Linked DNA regions of Homo sapiens: region 2 is linked to region 1. Evidence: chromatin loops called from intact Hi-C (ENCODE). Cell type or tissue: GM12878. All regions are shown on one strand. Links, peaks and the distances in the headings refer to the core of each region. The heading gives the core; the rest is flanking DNA. Region 1 overlaps RIN2 (Ras and Rab interactor 2). Region 2 overlaps RIN2 (Ras and Rab interactor 2).

Region 1 (8,338 bases), core at 147-8,146:
TTCTTTTCTTCTTCTTTTTTTTAATCATTCTTGTGTATATTGTTTGAATTTTTTTTTCTCTGTGAGAGGAAGTGAACTTTTTTTTTTTTTTTTGAGATGGAGTCTCACTCTGTCACCCAGAATGGAGTGCAGTGGCGCAGTCTCGGCTCACTGCAGCCTCTGTCTCCTGGGTTCAAGTAATTCTCCTGCCATAGCCTCCCACAGAGCTGGGATTACAGGCGCCCACTACCACGCCCGGCTAATTTTGTATTTTTAATAGAGACAGAGTTTCTCCATGTTGGCCAGGCTGGTCACAAACTCTTGACCTCAAGTGATCCGCCTGCCTCGGCCTCCCAAAGTGCTGGGATTACAGGCGTGAGCCACACCGCACCCAGCCAGGAAGTGAGTTTATTGATATAATTCCAAACTTCCAGAATAGTTGCAAGAAGAGTTCAAAGAACGCTTATATATCCATTACCTTGGTTCCATATGCACCAGTGGTTAACATTTCACTGCCCTTGCTCTGTCATTCTCTTTCTACACACACATACACACACATATGCAGAATTATATAAATATGTAAATTTTTTTTTTTGAGACAAAGTTTCACTCTTGTTGCCCAGCCTGGAGTGCAGTGGTGCAAACTCGACTCACTGCAACCTCTGCGTCCCAGTTTCAAGCAATTCTCCTGCCTCAGCCTCCTGAGTAGCTGGGATTACAGGCATGCACCACCTTGCCCAGCTAATTTTTTAATTTTTTTAGTAGAGACAGGATTTCACCATGTTGGCCAGGCTGGTCTCGAACTCCTGACCTCAGATGATCTGTGCGCCTTGGCCTCCCAAAGTGCTGGGATTACAGGCGTTGAGCCACCGCGCCTGGCCCAAATATGTCAATATTTTACATAAATAGATAATTTTGTCTCTATATAGCTACATATGTAGTCTGTTTTCTGAACCATCTGAAAATACATTGGAGACACACCTGCGACCACACCACCTTATCTCTAAATCCTCCTTGTGTATTTCTGAGGAACAAGGACATTCTCTTGCACAAACAGTAAGTAAAAGACACAAGCCAAAAAGCTATTATACACACACTGATAACACTAATATAACACTCCTCTCTAACCCACAGCTCATTTTCAGAGCTTGTTCATTGCTCTGGTCATGTCCTTATACTATTTCTTTTCCTATTTCTTTGCCTCACTGCATTTAGTTGTCATGATTCTTTGGCCTCCAAATGGTCCTGTCTCACTCATTTCATTCCGTGAATTTTTGCTTCAGTGTCACATACATGCAGAAAGTGCTCACGTCAATATCCAGCTTAGTGAATTTCCACAAAGTCAACATACCTGTTACTGGCTTTGAATGGCATTTGTATGTGACATTTTTTACAAAATGAATCTCTTTGTTATCAGAATAGGTGAATCGCGTGGGTGAGCCCAGCGTACAGATGTGCAGCCAGCCATGGCTATGGGTCCACAAGACAGGGGCTGTCTGTGGTTTTGATGGAAGGATCTACAGGGCTCCCTTTTAGTTCAGGTTTTACTTCCTGGCCCTGTGGACTCCTGTGGCCTCTTCTACCCATTTCAGAGTAGCCATTTGATGTGTTTTCATAATTGAATTAAGCTAAACATGAAAAGCAGATTCTAAAACTCAGCCTTAACTCCAGGACTCCTCAAGTACACGTCAACTGGACCCAGACAAGTTTCTCATCTGAGTCAAAATGCTGTGACCCAGAACAGGGAAAGGGCTTTCACATAGACACATTTCATATGAGCATTGCTTAAAGACACAAAGGAAGGAAGCCTGGGGTTCAACTGTGCTCTCACCACCCCAGAACCTGATTTGGTCTCCTGCTGCAGGTCCATGCTTTTTACCAGGCCAGACCCCTCTCCAGGGGCATCTCAGCCAGTTCACCTGGCTCCAGGAGGCCTGTTCCCATCAGGAAAAGCCCCTGCATCCATTGCTGGGATGGTCATTTCTTTTTTCTTTTTCTTTTTCTTTTTTTTTTTTTTTTTTTTGAGATGAAGTCTCACTCCCATCGCCCAGGCTGGAGTGCCATGCTGCGATTTCGGCTCACTGCAACTTCCGCCTCCGGAGTTCAAACGATTCCACTGTCTCAGCCTCCCAAATAGCTGGGATTACAGGCGCCTGCCACCATGCCCAGCTAATTTTTGTATTTTTAGTAGAGACGGGGTTTCACCATGTTGGCCAGGCCAGTCTCAAACTCCTGAGCTCAAGTGATCCACTCGCCTCAGCCTCCCAAAGTGCTGGGATTACAGGCGTGAGCTACCACGACCACGCCGGGATGGTCATTTCTAACCACCTTTTTGGGTGAACAGCAGGTTTTTCTTCTCCATCCTGAATGTTTGATGTCACTAGGAAATGGAAAACCCCGGGGTGTGGGAAAGGCACAGCTGAGGAAGCTGCATGTTGTCCACAGCATCAAGAGGTGCCATGAGCGTGCGGTGCACAGGCTGAGCCTCAGTCCATGCGCATGGGTCCAGAGAAAGTGCTGCGAGGTCCTCTTCACAGTTAGGGCCCTCCTGGGCTTTGCCTCTGATTACTGTCATTTTCTTGGAGGAGCCCAGAATTTAGAAGCTGGAGATGGGTTCGTATAGATCATTTTCTCAAGAGAAGGTCTCCATGACATATATTCATAAACAAAAAGAAACTCTTCTACCTTGTTTTCTATGAAGTTATTTTCTAGGGATTCTGTTTTGTTGTCGTTGTTCACACTGTAGCTCTCAGATCTTACTGTTTTTTTTTTAATTGTGATAAAGCATACATAACATAAAATTTACCATTTTAAGCATTTTTAACCATGTTTTTTAAGCTCACCATTTTAAGCACTTTAGTGATGGTGTCTCACTGTGTTGCCCAGGCTGTTCTCAAACTCCTAGGCTCAAGCCATCTTCCTGCCTTGACTTCTGAAAGTGCTGAGATTACAGACATGAGCCACCATGCCCAGTCACATTTTAAACATTTTTAAATGTACAATTCTGTGGCATTAAGTACATTCATATTGTTGTGCAACCATCACCACCATCCATTTCCAGAACTCCTTTCATCTTGCAGAATTGAAACTCTATCTATTAAATAATTCCCCATTCCTCCTTTTCCTCAACCCCTGGTAACTACCCTTCTGCTTCCTGTTTCTATGAGTTTGACTCCTCTCGGTACTTCCTACAAGTGGAATCATACAGTGTTTGTCCTTCTGTAACTGGCTTATTTCACTTAGCTTAATGTCCTCAAAGTTTATCCTTTTTGTAGCATATGTTATAATTTTCTTCCTTTTTAAGGCTGAATAATATTCCATTGTATGAGAAGACCACATTTTGCTTATTCATTCATCCATCAGCGGACACTGGGTGCTTCTACCTTTTGACTGTGGGAAATAATGCTGCTATGAATGTGGATTAGAACCTGTTTTTAAGGAAGATTATTTTTTTCTCTTGCCCCGAATAAAAATATTAAAACCTATGTGATTAAGGGGGCCCATCTGCCCATAGGCATATGCACACGTGCGTTGTGATGGGGTGCGTGTGAAGTTGAATCTGAATTTTGTGAAATGCAACTACCAGAGTTTGCGGTCTAGGAGAGCCAGGTGGCTTTAATAACAGTATTATCAGTTCAGTGATCAGACGGGCTTACTGAGATGTCAAGTGAGTTAGATCAAGCAAACTAGTTGTCAGGGTTACTACTGTCTTTAACCACTCACCTGATGCTTGTTTCTTATTGTCTGTCTCATTTTTTCAGTCACATTGCAAGCCTTTTGGGGGATAGAAATAATATCTTATGCTTCTTTTGGTGTCTAGTTAGGCTATTACCCTAAAGGTAGCAGGTCTTCAATAATGTTGACAATGGTGTGAGTTGACAATGACTCACACCAAATTTGCCTGTCTGCACACGCTCTGCATTGTTCTGTGGTGTTCCTGTATGACTTTCCCAGTATGTACTTTCCCACCATCAGAAGGACATTGCATCAAAAAAATTTGCATTAAACAGTTGCTGCTCTCGTGTTTGAAGCTGGGCAGCTGAATTAAATTAGTGAATCGATGTGTTAATCAATTGCAAGAGCCAAATTTAACAAATATAAACTCAGCACCCACTATGTAGCCAGCTGGACGAGACACTGGATATACCGACCTGGGAAAGAATTGGTCTTGTGGTTGGGGCTCTCACACTCCAGTGGAACCTTGTTCACAGTGTGGTCTGCCCGTCAGCCATGGAGTTTGCTAAAAATGCAGACTCTCAGGCCCTACGGAATGCCTCTGAATCAGAACCTGCACCTTCACCAGGTCCCTAGGTCATGCGTGTGCACATTCCAGTTTGAGAAACACCAGTCTTGTGAATGTTATCCTGTTAGCTATATCCTAAATGATAACAAAGGGTGTTTTGTGTGTGTCAGGGAGAGATGAGACTAAGGTGGCACTGGGAAACTGTGCCCAGTTCTGGTCACTACAACCTCAATGAGAGCAGAACAGCACAAGAGACCCCTCTGTGGCCATTCCCTAAGACCTTCGGGATGACAGCAGTGCAGCTGGGAGAAAAGGCCCTACGGGTAGTGAAGGTATCTGACTGCCTAAGATGGAGCGAATCCCAGCAGGGATTTCCTGCTCTGAATTTATAGTAAAAAGAAAAACATTGTTTGGGTTCCTCCAGTAGCAGAGACAGAATACGAATGCAAGTAGTCTATTCTGTGTTGAGTGATCACAGAAAGTTCATGTGGGAGAGTAGGGGAGTGAGACAGGAAGGGGAGGCAGCCAATACATGGTGCAATCCCACTGGGGACCTCTGAGAGACTGTGTGGGGGCATCCAAGTTGTTCCACATAAGAGCGAGGCAGCTGGGGTGTTTGTGCACCCACTGCCATCCCTCCTTGGCTGAGGGCTGCCCTGGGGTATTAACTCCCCAGCACTGTGGTCTGATCTGCTCAGCACTCACTCCCAGCCACAGAGCTTCCTCAGCTGTGGGCAGAGACTTCCAGGTGCCTGCAGTAGAGCCATCACAACAGAAGAAAACGGTGACTTCCAAGGGTTGTGGGCAGAGCACTCACAGTCTCTGCTCCATGTGTCCCATCTGGATTAAGAAGTCAAGGGTGTCTCAGCAGATGTCCGCATCAGAGCGCAGGTTCCAAATGAGGAACAAACCTTTGCATTTCAGTAAATTTCAAATCTTAGTGACTCATCCCCTCAGAGTAACTAATCATCTTCACAAGACCGAAAATGGCTGAGCTTCATATTTGCTTATAATCCAAATTCCCTTTTCATACCCACTCTGCTCTCTTCCTTCCCTAAACCAACTCTATGTGCTCAGAGGACACTGACAAGCTCAATTTACAGAAAATTTTTTGTCATTTTCTGTTTCAAAATTTCCCTTCTGATATTGCATGCTACAGATTCATCTCCCCTATCCAATTCCTTTCACTGTGAACCCTTACTCCATTCTTTCCTGTTTTGTTTTTTAATTAAAACTGAAATTCTGGCCGAGCGCTGTGGCTCACGCCTGTAATCCCAGCACTTTGGGAGGCCGAGGCGAGTGGATCACGAGGTCAAGAGACCGAGACCATCCTGGCCAACATGGTGAAGCCCTGAATCTACTAAAAATACAAAAATTAGCTGAGTATGGTGGCACGCGCCTGTAGTCCCAGCTACTCGGGAGGCTGAGGCAGGAGAATCGCTTGAACCTGAGAGGCGGAGATTGCAGTGAGCTGAGATAGTGCCATTGCACTCCAGCCTGGTGACAGAGTGAGACTCCATCTCAGAAAAAACAAACAAACAAACAAAACTGAAATTCCAAATACAGCAGTTACTGTCCCCAGGAACACTGCTTTAAGTTTGCATTTCTTTAAGAGTTTGGGGGCTGGGTGTAGTGGCTCACGCCCATAATCCTAGTACTTTGGGAAACCAAAGCGGGAGGATTGCCTGAGGCCAGGAGTTTGAGTCCATCCTGGACAAACTAGCGAGATTCCATCTGTACAAGAAATAAAAATATTAGCTGGGCGTGGTGGCACACACCTCTGGTTCCAGCTACTCAGGAGGCTGAGTTGAGAGGATCGCTTTAGCCTGGGAGCTCAAGGCTGCACTCCAGCTCCAGCCTGGGCGACAGAGTGAGATCCTGTCCAAAAAATAAAAAATAAAGAGTTTTGCAGACCACTGCTCCCCAGAAATGATCATCAACAGAAAGCCCTAAAGCCAGTAGGTTTGGGGAACCCCGCATACTTTATTCACTCCCTGGAGACCAACCCTGGACATCAGCATCTGAAAAGTTCTGAGGAGTCTTCAGTGACCTCATTTTATCGAATGTTTAATGTGCTTCCACTGTTGTTCGAGCAGTAGTGTTTGTATTGAAATCGTGCCTGTTCACATCCTACACTGCTTGTGTTGGGTGGAAACCACTTGGGGAGATGCTGCTTGATATACAGATCCTGGCTCCATCTGTGCATTTGAAATTCATAGGCATCTGGAGACAGTGGCATAGAAGCAGTGGGCGCAGGAAAAGTACAACTCAGAGTTTACAACGAGAAAAAGTGAAAACCACCTGACACATAGCTAATGTTTTAGAATGAAAAGTGACTTCCATTCCAATTGAAGTCAGCCCCTGCTGTGTAATTAAGCAGATATTTAAAAAATTTAAAAAAAAAAAAGGCAGGCGGAGTGGGTAAGGTACGACTCCAAATGGCAAAGCCCCAGCTTCAGGGAGGGAGAGGGCCCAGGAGTGAGGAACATAATTAAATAGCTGTGCCACGGTCATCCACCGAATGCCTTATTTCCTTTGTTTTACCAAGAATTGCACCAACCAAGTGATCTGTTGCCAGCCTTCCATATGGCAAATGTAAGCACCTGTCCAGAGTACTAAATGGCTGAGCCCAGGAGCTCCAGAGGAAACTTGTCTGATTGCTCTGCTGCCAATTCCAGGCTCTCTGTTAATTCCATCCATCAAATTATTCTTTTTCTTCTATTTTTCCTAAAATGATAATAGTTATTTTTACTGTGAAATTTAAAAAGTGTAAAGAAGAAAAGAGACCTAAATTGTACCACCTCTAATCACTCCACTCGGGAATGAAGCCAGTGAGCATCTTGACACTAATGCATTCAGATTTTTGTTCTGTCTGTGATTCGACTATATTATGTAAATCCATACATAAGTGCAGCCACAACTATTACTTAAGTGAGCTCAGAGAACACATACTTTTCACAACTTGTTTATTTCCACTTAATAACATATCACTATATTGATATATTGACATACAATATATCGATATATACTGTACATCTCAAGAAATATGTTTTAAAGGCGGAATCGCCTTTTAAAGGCGGAATAGCATTCCATCATATTGGGGTACACACTTTATTTACCCAGTCCACAGCTGTTTGACATTTAGCACTTTTTCCCCTGTTCACTATCATAAATGATATTGCCCAAAGCATTCTTTTACATGTATCTGATTATTTCTTTGGGTCAATTCCTAGAAGTAGAAATGCTGAATCCAACAGTTTTCATACTTTAATGTTGATATACACATTCAGATTGTCTTCTAGAAAGAGCAAGTCATCTTTTTTCTCTAGTGCTTGTAGAAAACCCAGTGAAGACAAGTGGTAAGAAGCCAGAAATGGTAAAAGGGAAGTGAATGTGACTGTGACACCCACGCCAGTGCATTCCGGAAAGGCAAAGTGGGACAGCTGGGGGGACACCAAGTTAGAGCCAGAAGAGGCACTGGAAACCTGCTCGTCTATTTTAAGCTTAAGGAAACCAAAGGCCAGAAAGGTTAAGCAACCTCCCACCCAAGGCCAAGGTCCCATAGCTTAGATGGATAGCTGTAAACTTCAGGGATAATTTTCAAAAAACGAAAAAACGTGACTCTCATACAAATACATTGTGTGTGTGTGTGTGTGTGTGTGTGTGTGTGTGTGTGTGTCAAAGATTGATTTAACTCATTAATGAGATCAACAGGACATTAAAGCTGGCTCCAAATGGGGCAAAGATTGGGAAAGACTCAGTGGGCAAAAGAATAACACCTTAAACGAACTTTGTCATCTACTATGAGCCACTTTTGCATATCTACCTTTGAAGGTTAGAGATAAGCTTGCTATTGTCAGCATTCAACCACTTTTTGACCTTCAAACAACTCAACTTCAAAAGGTACAACCCAATACAAACCTGGCTAAAGACATAAAAGGCAATACAATTAAAACCTCTGGGGTTCTCTTTTCTACTGGACAAACATCATTTGCAATTTACAGACCTTCCAGAAGTTAGCATCTGACTTTACGGAGTCTGGGCCTTAATTAAAAAAAAAAAAAAAATCAGACAAAATACAAAATGACATCTGGGATGACACTTAGGTAGATGTGT
Region 2 (8,338 bases), core at 91-8,090, 53 kb before region 1:
CAATGTGGCTTTAATCTGGATTTTCCTCACTGGATATGGTGGTACACACCTGGAATCCCAGCTACTTGGGAGACTGAGGTGGGAAGATTGCTTGAGCCCAGGAATTTGAAGCCAGTCTGGGCAACAAAGTGAGACCCTGTCTCTAATAATAATAATAATAATAATTTGGATTTTCCTGATGAGTAATAATGTTGAACAGTCTTTTGAATGTTTTAGGTTTGAATATTCTCTGTAGTGAAGGCTCCATTTAAGCCTTTTGTTCTTTTGAAAATGTGTTTTGTCTTCCTTATATATTCTAGCCAGAAGTTATTTGTCTTACATGTGCATTTCAAATATCTTCTCCTGCTCTATGTCTTATTCATTCACTTTTTAATGATGTGTTTTGTTGAACAAAAGCATTTAACTTTAATGAGGTCCAACTCATCCCTTTTTATGGTCTGTCTTTTTTTAAAAAAAAATATTAAGATGGCTTGAGTTTTTTATGTCCTGTTTAAGACATTTTTGCCTACTCCTTGTTTTTCTGTCTTACAACCCCTGTTTCTTTTGCCAGTTTAATTGCCTGCCCTTTTCTTGAGTGGGGAGAATAGGAATCAGGTCAGGCTACATCTGAGTGAGGAAGGAAGGGTGACAGAGTTAAATTAGGAAAGCGAGGCCAACAAATTAGGGGAATAGATTGAAGCAGGAAGAGGCCCAACACTGTCTGATTTTTGGTCTAAGGGACCTGAAAGCCTTTGAGTCTGGGTAACCTGATAACTGACTTCAGTGCTGTCCAGCCCAAATATCTGCATTGCGTCTCTTAGAGTGTTTGGAGAAGCTTGTCAAATTTTATGAAATCAACCTCTTCCGTGCTCACAGCCCTGATCTATTGCCTAGAAACATGAAAAAGTTAATGAAGTTCGTGTTTTAAGGACATCGTGCTAATGTCTAGAGACCATCATTTTCCTTCTAAGTGCTCAAAAACCATCTTGATAATCCCTTCTTGACCATATCCAGGAAATGAAACCTCCATTTGGAATAATATTTACTTATTCCTAATCCTCTGACTCCTTCCCCATTCTCCATAAGTTTTCCTTACTTACTAAAGATGTCAATAATTCCATGATCTCATCTGTCTTCCTACAATCAAGGGTAAATGTTTGGGTCTGCTTTTCATAAAGAGACCCTGGCAGGGCCTGAACTGAGCTGACCATGTAGTGGAGACCAGAACAAAGCAGGAGTTGGCAGGGGGCTCGGGACATGCAGGGAGAAGGCGGGACTGCTGCAAACACGGTGGAGGACAGAATACATTTCTTAAAGTAGCTTCAGATTAGGTAGCAGCAACTGAGTTGAGATCCCTGGGCTCAGAAGATGGACTCTGGAGTCCATAGGGCTTTCTTGGGAAGATAAACAGCTCTACAGGGAGAAAATACTTCCATGCCAGGCCCTTCCAGGGGGTCATACTTAGAATGTTGGGACTACATTGATGAATCAGAGTCTCCTTAGAGGCACTAATTGGCAGGAACAAGATGGGGAGGAGCCATCCAACTTCCAGGGATGAGCTGGATGAGGGCAGGCAGGATGTGGCTGCAGAGACGCCCCTGGGCGTCCACCCTCAGGCACAGGGAAAGGGAGTATGGTGTAATAGAAAGAGAGGACTGCTGGGATTCACACATTCCTGGTTCTAATCCTGACTCTACCACTTATTAATTGTGTAACATTAGGCAAGAATAGTGCTTCCATCCGAAGATTGACTAGAGGGTCAAATAGGATACTGTGCATAAAATGCCAATTTCCCCATTTTCCTCCCATTTCTTTGGCTCTTCCTTCTGGTTGCTCTACCCAACAGACAGCTTTCAATTCTTATCTTTCTTGCCCACTTTGAAGCACTGGCACCATTAAATAGTCACAAGGTCTTGAAATATAACTTTCCCTTGACTTCCATGAAGATCCCATCTATTCCATGACAGTAGCTACCATGTGCATGCTGACAACTCCCACGTGACTATCTCCGCACATAACTCCTTCCTAAGAGCCAGATCCATTGATATACCTGCTTCCTGAACTTTCCACATGGATGTCCTACTGACAGCTCAAACTCAACAATTCCAAATTCAGCTCATTATCTTTTCCATAAATCTTTCCCTTCCTCACCTGCGTTCTCTATATGGAGAATCCAGTCATCAAGCCCAAAACTTGGGAGTCATGGATTCAAGTGCAAGTGGTTTATTTGGGAGATGATCCCCAGAAGCATCACTGGGGGATCTTGGAAGTGAAACAAGGAAGGGAAGGAAGCCAGTATAGAGTGTTTTATCAAGCCTGGCACCCCTGTGGACAACTGGAACTGAATCCCACTGAAAAACTTGGAGATGCTGTAGAGAGCACAAGCTTCAGAGTCACTCATCCCAAGGTGCAAAGGAGCTGGGTGTTTATTTGCCAACTCCTGCCAGGCATTGGCTTATCTCTGTCACTGGCTGCCCCTTGCACTTCTGGCCTTCCATAGGTGTGATAGCATTAGGTCCCACCACCAGAGAAAACCCTCAGATGAAGTGGCACAGATGCTGATGGTTGGAAGTCAGAAATGGAACTCCTGACTGGTGCCAAGAGACATCCTGTATCGGGTCTGCCCCTTTACATGGGTGATTCTTGTTTGTTTGTTTTTTTGTTTTGTTTTTTGTTTTTTTTCTGAGACGGAGTCTCACTCTGTTGCTCAGGCTGGAGTGCAGTGGCTCGATGATCTCGGCTCACTGCAACCTCCACCTCCTCAAGCAACTCCCCTGCTTCAGCCTCCCAAGTAGCTGGGATTACAGGCACACACCACCACACCCAGCTAATTTTTTTTGTATTTTTAGTAGAGACGGGGTTTCACCATGTTGGCCATACTCGTCTCGAACTCCTGACCTCAGGCAATCCACCCACCTTGGCCTCCCAAAGTACTGGGATTACAGGCATGAGCCACTGCACCTGGCCGGTTAATTCTAAGCTAATTTTCAGATTGCCTAGTTGTCTTCTCCTCTTGGGACCCTTGTGTTTCTCTCACACTCACTCCCCATGGAGTCTGGATGGTGTGCCCCTCTCTCTCTGTTTTAGCACTGATAAGCTTGTCTTTTAATGGTTTCTTATTTAATTATGTCCCTCACTGGACTATGAGCATATTCAGAACAGAAACCAAACTCTGATTCACCTTTACATCCCCATAGTTGAGTTAATGAATGACTAAGTGAACGAAGAAAAAAGCCATAAAAGAGGTGGCACAGCACATAACCAACTGCAAGTTTTTGCAGATAACCCAGGAAAGTAGCAAATTAAAGCCAGGGCAAAGAACACCCTTCTTTCACTATTACAAATCCTATGATAACATTCGGTCAGGTCTAAACCCACAGCCAGTCTTTCCTTGTTAAGTTTAGGGTTAACAGTTCCCCTTATGACTTTATGAGGTAGAAAATATTCAGCAGAGTCAATCAAGAATGTGTCAAATGTCCTGCTTTGATCAGTCTCCGGGCAGATGTCACACTATTCCTTCTACCCTTCTTGATCCTGTCCACCTCCTAAACTCCTATTCTTCCTTTAAAGCCTGTCTCAAAAGTCCCACCTCCTTATAGGTTTCCATGACCCTCCAACCTCTAGAGAAAATTGATTTCTGCCCAGCTGCACTCTACTGTCATTGTCAGCCTTTGCTATGATATGTTCCACCACAGCCCTTCCCCTTGACAAAGATTCTTGGCTTGACGAAACTTTAGTCAGGCTCCTGAACCTCCTCCTAGGTGCTTCTGAGCACTTCCTTATAAAATCTAGTTTTAACAAAGAACCCTGCTAAGTAGGTTGAGCAAGAACGCCCTGCCCTCGATATCTGATCACCCTCCATATCTGATCACCCTCCATATCTGATCACCCTCCTTATCTGATCACCCTCCATATCTGATGATCACCCTCCATATCTGGTGATCACCCTCCATATCTGATGATCACCCTCCATATCTAATGATCACCCTCCATATCTGATCACTCTCCATATCTGATGATGACCCTCCGTATCTGATCAACCTCCATATCTGATGATCATCCTCCATATCTGATGCTCACCCTCCATATCCGATGATCACCCTCCATATCTGATGATCACCCTCCATATCTGATGATCACCCTCCATATCTAATGATGACCATCCATATCTGATCATTCTCCATATTCAATGATCACCCTCCATATCTGATCAACCTCCATACCTGATGATCACCCTCCATATGTGATCACCCTCCATATCTGATGATCACCATCCATATCTGATCATCTTCCATATTTGATGCTCACCCTCCATATCTGATGATCACCCTCCATATCTGATGATCACCCTCCATATCTGATGATCACCCTCCATATCTGATCACCCTCCATACCTGATCAGATTTCTTCACTGCCACTATCCCCCAAGTGGAGTCCGGCCATCCTGGCCTGTCTTCAGCAACCTGCTAGGTTGGTTTAGCCAGAGTCTCCTGACCCTGATGTTTCCTCTTGGTAATATGCATATGATACATAAACAGTTATACAATAGATATCCATGGTATTAAAATTTAATGGAGGCCCCATCCACTGTCCCTCCACTCTTCTCCTTGGCTATAAATTCCCACTTGTCCATACTGCATTCAGAGTTGAACTTGGCCGGGCGTGTTGGCTCACACCAGTAATCCCACCACTTTGGGAGGCCGAGGCGGGTGGATTGCCTGAGCTCGAGAGTTCGAGACCAGCCTGGCCAACATGGTGAAACCCTATCTCTACTAAAAATACAAAAAATTAGTCGGGCGTGGTGGCAGGCACCTGTAGTCCCAGCTACTTGGGAGGCTGAGGCAGGAGAATCGCTTAAACTCGGGAGGCAGAGGTTGCGGTGAGCCAATATCGTGCCACTGCACTCCAGCCTGGGTGACAGAGTGAGACTCCGTCTCAAAACAAACAAACAAACAAACAAACAAACAAGCAAAAACAGAGTTGAACTCAATCTCTCTCCTCAACCACCCATTGCCACGGACTGAATAAAGTCTGTCTTACCAGGCATTAACAAGTATCATTGAATAATTTTTTCTTTAATGCTCTTTGTAGACTATGAGTTCTTCAAAGTTAGAACCAGGGCTGGTCTTAGTCATCTTGGTGTTCCCAGTGCTTGGGAGCACAGTCCCTAGAACTGAATCCTTGCCAAATGCACGTTTTCTGAGTTGAATCCCCTTTCACTGCAAGATCTTGTCTTTGGATTGGTTTGTAACATGACTTAATGTAGCAACATCTGCCCTCCAGCGTGGAGCCAGCAGACTTGTACCATGTTCCTCCCTCTTGGCATCATCTACTTTTCTCTCTTCTTTCACCCTCTGCTCTGTGCCTACCCTTGTCCTCTCAACTTATGTGTTTACCTAAGGTGAGCGTTTTCTCATATACATCTTATTGCTTTGTCAAATCAATCTGAATAGGAAAAATCAAGAGGAACAGCATGTGTGTGCAAGAAGAAAGGCAGTATACATGTGCAGCCTGTCATTTATGCATGTGGCCTCTGGAGTCAGCACTTGTCACTTCCACTTACTCCCTGTTGACTTTAGGAACATTATTTAACACGTTTTGTCTCATTTCTATAACATTTGCAGTGATTAAGGGCTCACCTGTCATAGATGTTGTGCGTTACATGAAACCATGTATGTGCCTCACCCTTCTGCCCTGGGCCTTATCATTGCAGCTCACACCAACTTGACTGCTGGCTGCTTGCATTTGCATCTGTCTGTCTAGAGAGTACTGGGGAGTTAATGTCCCCACAAGCAGCCTTCAACCAATGACTGATGGAAGTCAGCTGTATCAGTACCCCAGCTCCCTCACCCCCTTCAGAAGGGATAACTCTGAAGCTTGTGTTTGACACTGCTTACCAGCATTACTCTGTGAGATTAAACTCCATTTGTCCACAGCTGTCAATGGCTTGAAAATCATCCTCCTCTTTCCTGCCTCACTTTCCCATTCACCTATCAGTATTTCTCAGGACCACTTTCCCAGAAATTACCAGCCCTAGAATCCTTGCCTTGGGGTTTGCTTCTGGGAGAAGGCAAACTTTGACAGTATGTAAAGTGCTTAGCTCATTCCTTGCATCTAGGAAGTCCCAGAATGGTTGTTTCTGCTGTTATAAAACTGCGGTTCATCGGTAGAAAGCAAAGATGACCATAGATGGGAGAGGTCATTCCCATCCTGTGTTCATCTTCACACTGCTCTGGGAAACCCCATATGGGCATTGCCAGGCTGTGAGAGCACAGTGAATAATGGTCAGTTTACAACACGCATTCTCAACAGGGGCTAGATTGCCCCCAAGAAGGCAAGAATTGGTTCTCGGGGGTGGGTGGTAAAAAAAAAACTTTTTTTTTAATGTATAAGACACAGATATGCATATGATACATAAACAGTTATACGATGGATATCCATGGTATTAAGATTTAATGGAGGGATCAATTAGAAAAAAGGGTCTGAAAAGGCTGGGAAACAATAGTTTGCAAGAGGCGGGAGAAGTTACTATTGACAGTACCCTGGTTTTTGACCATCCTGGGTGGCACTGTTTAGTTTGCAGGGTCATGTCCTCTTCTGGAGTGAGGAGTTAACAGCTGAACTTTCATAAAGTTGTTTGGTTAAGTTTGCCCCACAGGGCACAAGCTTTTTGGCAAAACATTCAACTGTTTGTGGTTAGGATTTTCCTGGTTCTTATTAACACCAGACCTGGTTACATTTAGAAGATCATGACGCTTGGCTCTATAAACAAAATTACCAGGTCGTGAAACACAGCATCCTTTGAATCCTTCCTTCCTGACTTCACCAAAGTCCCTCCTCCAAAGCAGACAGCATGGAATTTGACAAGAAGAAAAAAGGACCAAATTATTTGGTTCCAATACACTTCTCCTTTGTCAAAATATGATCATTTAAAAGTTTAAAAATAGAGCCCTCCTATTGACATATAAGGAGCGTGGGGTTAAAGACTTATTAGGAAGGCATCAGCAGGTGGGTAAAGCTAGTTCAAAGCAGGATGGGTACAAGAGATTGGTGTATATGTAATCAGTCTAAAGAAATCCTGCTGAAATAGGCTACATATACTCGCTGCCTGTGATACAAAACTGGTTACCATCCTCAAAGGGCCGTCAAACCATCATCTTTGGAGTTGTTCTCTACCAGACAAATTTTATTTGTAAATTATATTTGGATGATTCTATTTGGGCATTTTGGACCATTTTTTTAAGATCACCTAAATTCACCTTAACACTTTCTATAGCATTCAAGCTAGGATATGAAATCTTAACAAGTTTTATTTCTTCATTTTCTCTTTTAAGTATCTGAAAGACTACCTGAAAAACCTGAATTAGCTTATCCCTTTTACATCAAAGATGCTGGGGAGCAAGGTGCAGACAATGGTTTGCTGTAAATGTTTACGACTCCCCCAGATTTAGTACTTGCCAATTTCCATGGTGTAAATAAATACTCCAACCATAATCATCTTCAAATTACTAACAGAATGTCCTTAGGCAGAGTTAAGGAGAGATGCTCACCGTCACCATTGTGAGATGGCATATTTTGGTCCCAGCATGTCATCAGGTGTGTGCTATGACATATTTTCTATACAGTATAGTCACAACATTCAGGTTCCTTTCTGAGGAGGTACACTCAGGCCACTGGGTAAATGCCTCTGAAGAGCCAGAAAGATCAGCTCAGCTAAATAAAACTGCCCAATAAAACTGTATTCCCTGGAACCTTAATACATACCCTGAGGGGTCCTTCAGGGATTACACAATTTTAAATTCAAATTTCATTTTAAAAGTTATACTTTCTTTCTTTTTTTTTTTTTTTGGCAACAGTGTCTTGCTCTGTTAACCCAGGCTAAAGTGCAGTGCTGCAATCATGGCTCACTGCAGCCTCAAACTCCTGGGTTCAAGTGATCTTCCCTCCTCAGCCTCTCAAAAAGCTAAAACTATAGGCACACACCACCAGGCCCAGCTAATTTTTATTTTTTATTTTTTGTACAGATGGAGGGTCTCACTTTGTTCCCCAGCCTGGTCTCAAACTCCTGACCTTAAGCAATCCTGCTTTGGCCTCCCAAAGTGCTGGGATTACAAGCATGAGCCACCATGCCTGACCAAAAGTTATACTTTACAAAAATATAATAAAAATATACACATACATACATATGTAGCAAATGTATAAAGGTGCATTTGCATACATATAATAGAAGTGGTCCCCAACCTTTTTGGCACCAGGGACCAGTTTCACGGAAGACAATTTTTCCATAGACCGGGGTTGTGTGAGGGATGGTTTTGGGATGATTCAAGCACATTACATTTATTGTGTACTTTATTTCTAT

Evidence for each region. A loop is a pair of places that touch in the nucleus more often than their neighbours do. Peaks named below come from ENCODE experiments on the same cell type or tissue, not always from the same donor. Only the 100,000 strongest peaks of a DNase experiment are listed, where the experiment ranks them.
Region 2: it touches region 1 in a loop (8-fold over the local background); 1 of 110 quality-filtered maps calls a loop at or near these places.

Annotation. Positions count from the first base shown.
Region 1 is chr20:19,910,494-19,918,831 of GRCh38, forward strand. The region is part of intron 3 of RIN2 (Ras and Rab interactor 2); the gene reads left to right. Among named protein-coding and RNA genes, the nearest start is that of NAA20, 100 kb to the right of the region's middle. RefSeq lists enhancers at 1,459-1,508, 4,990-5,059. In GM12878, for the core only: no CTCF peak of the experiment used is centred there; DNase peaks (open chromatin) are centred at 1,661, 3,888 and 7,628; H3K27ac peaks cover 1,753 bases.
Region 2 is chr20:19,857,677-19,866,014 of GRCh38, forward strand. All of the region lies in intron 2 of RIN2 (Ras and Rab interactor 2), which reads left to right. Among named protein-coding and RNA genes, the nearest start is that of RIN2, 100 kb to the left of the region's middle. In GM12878, for the core only: no CTCF peak of the experiment used is centred there; a DNase peak (open chromatin) is centred at 3,205.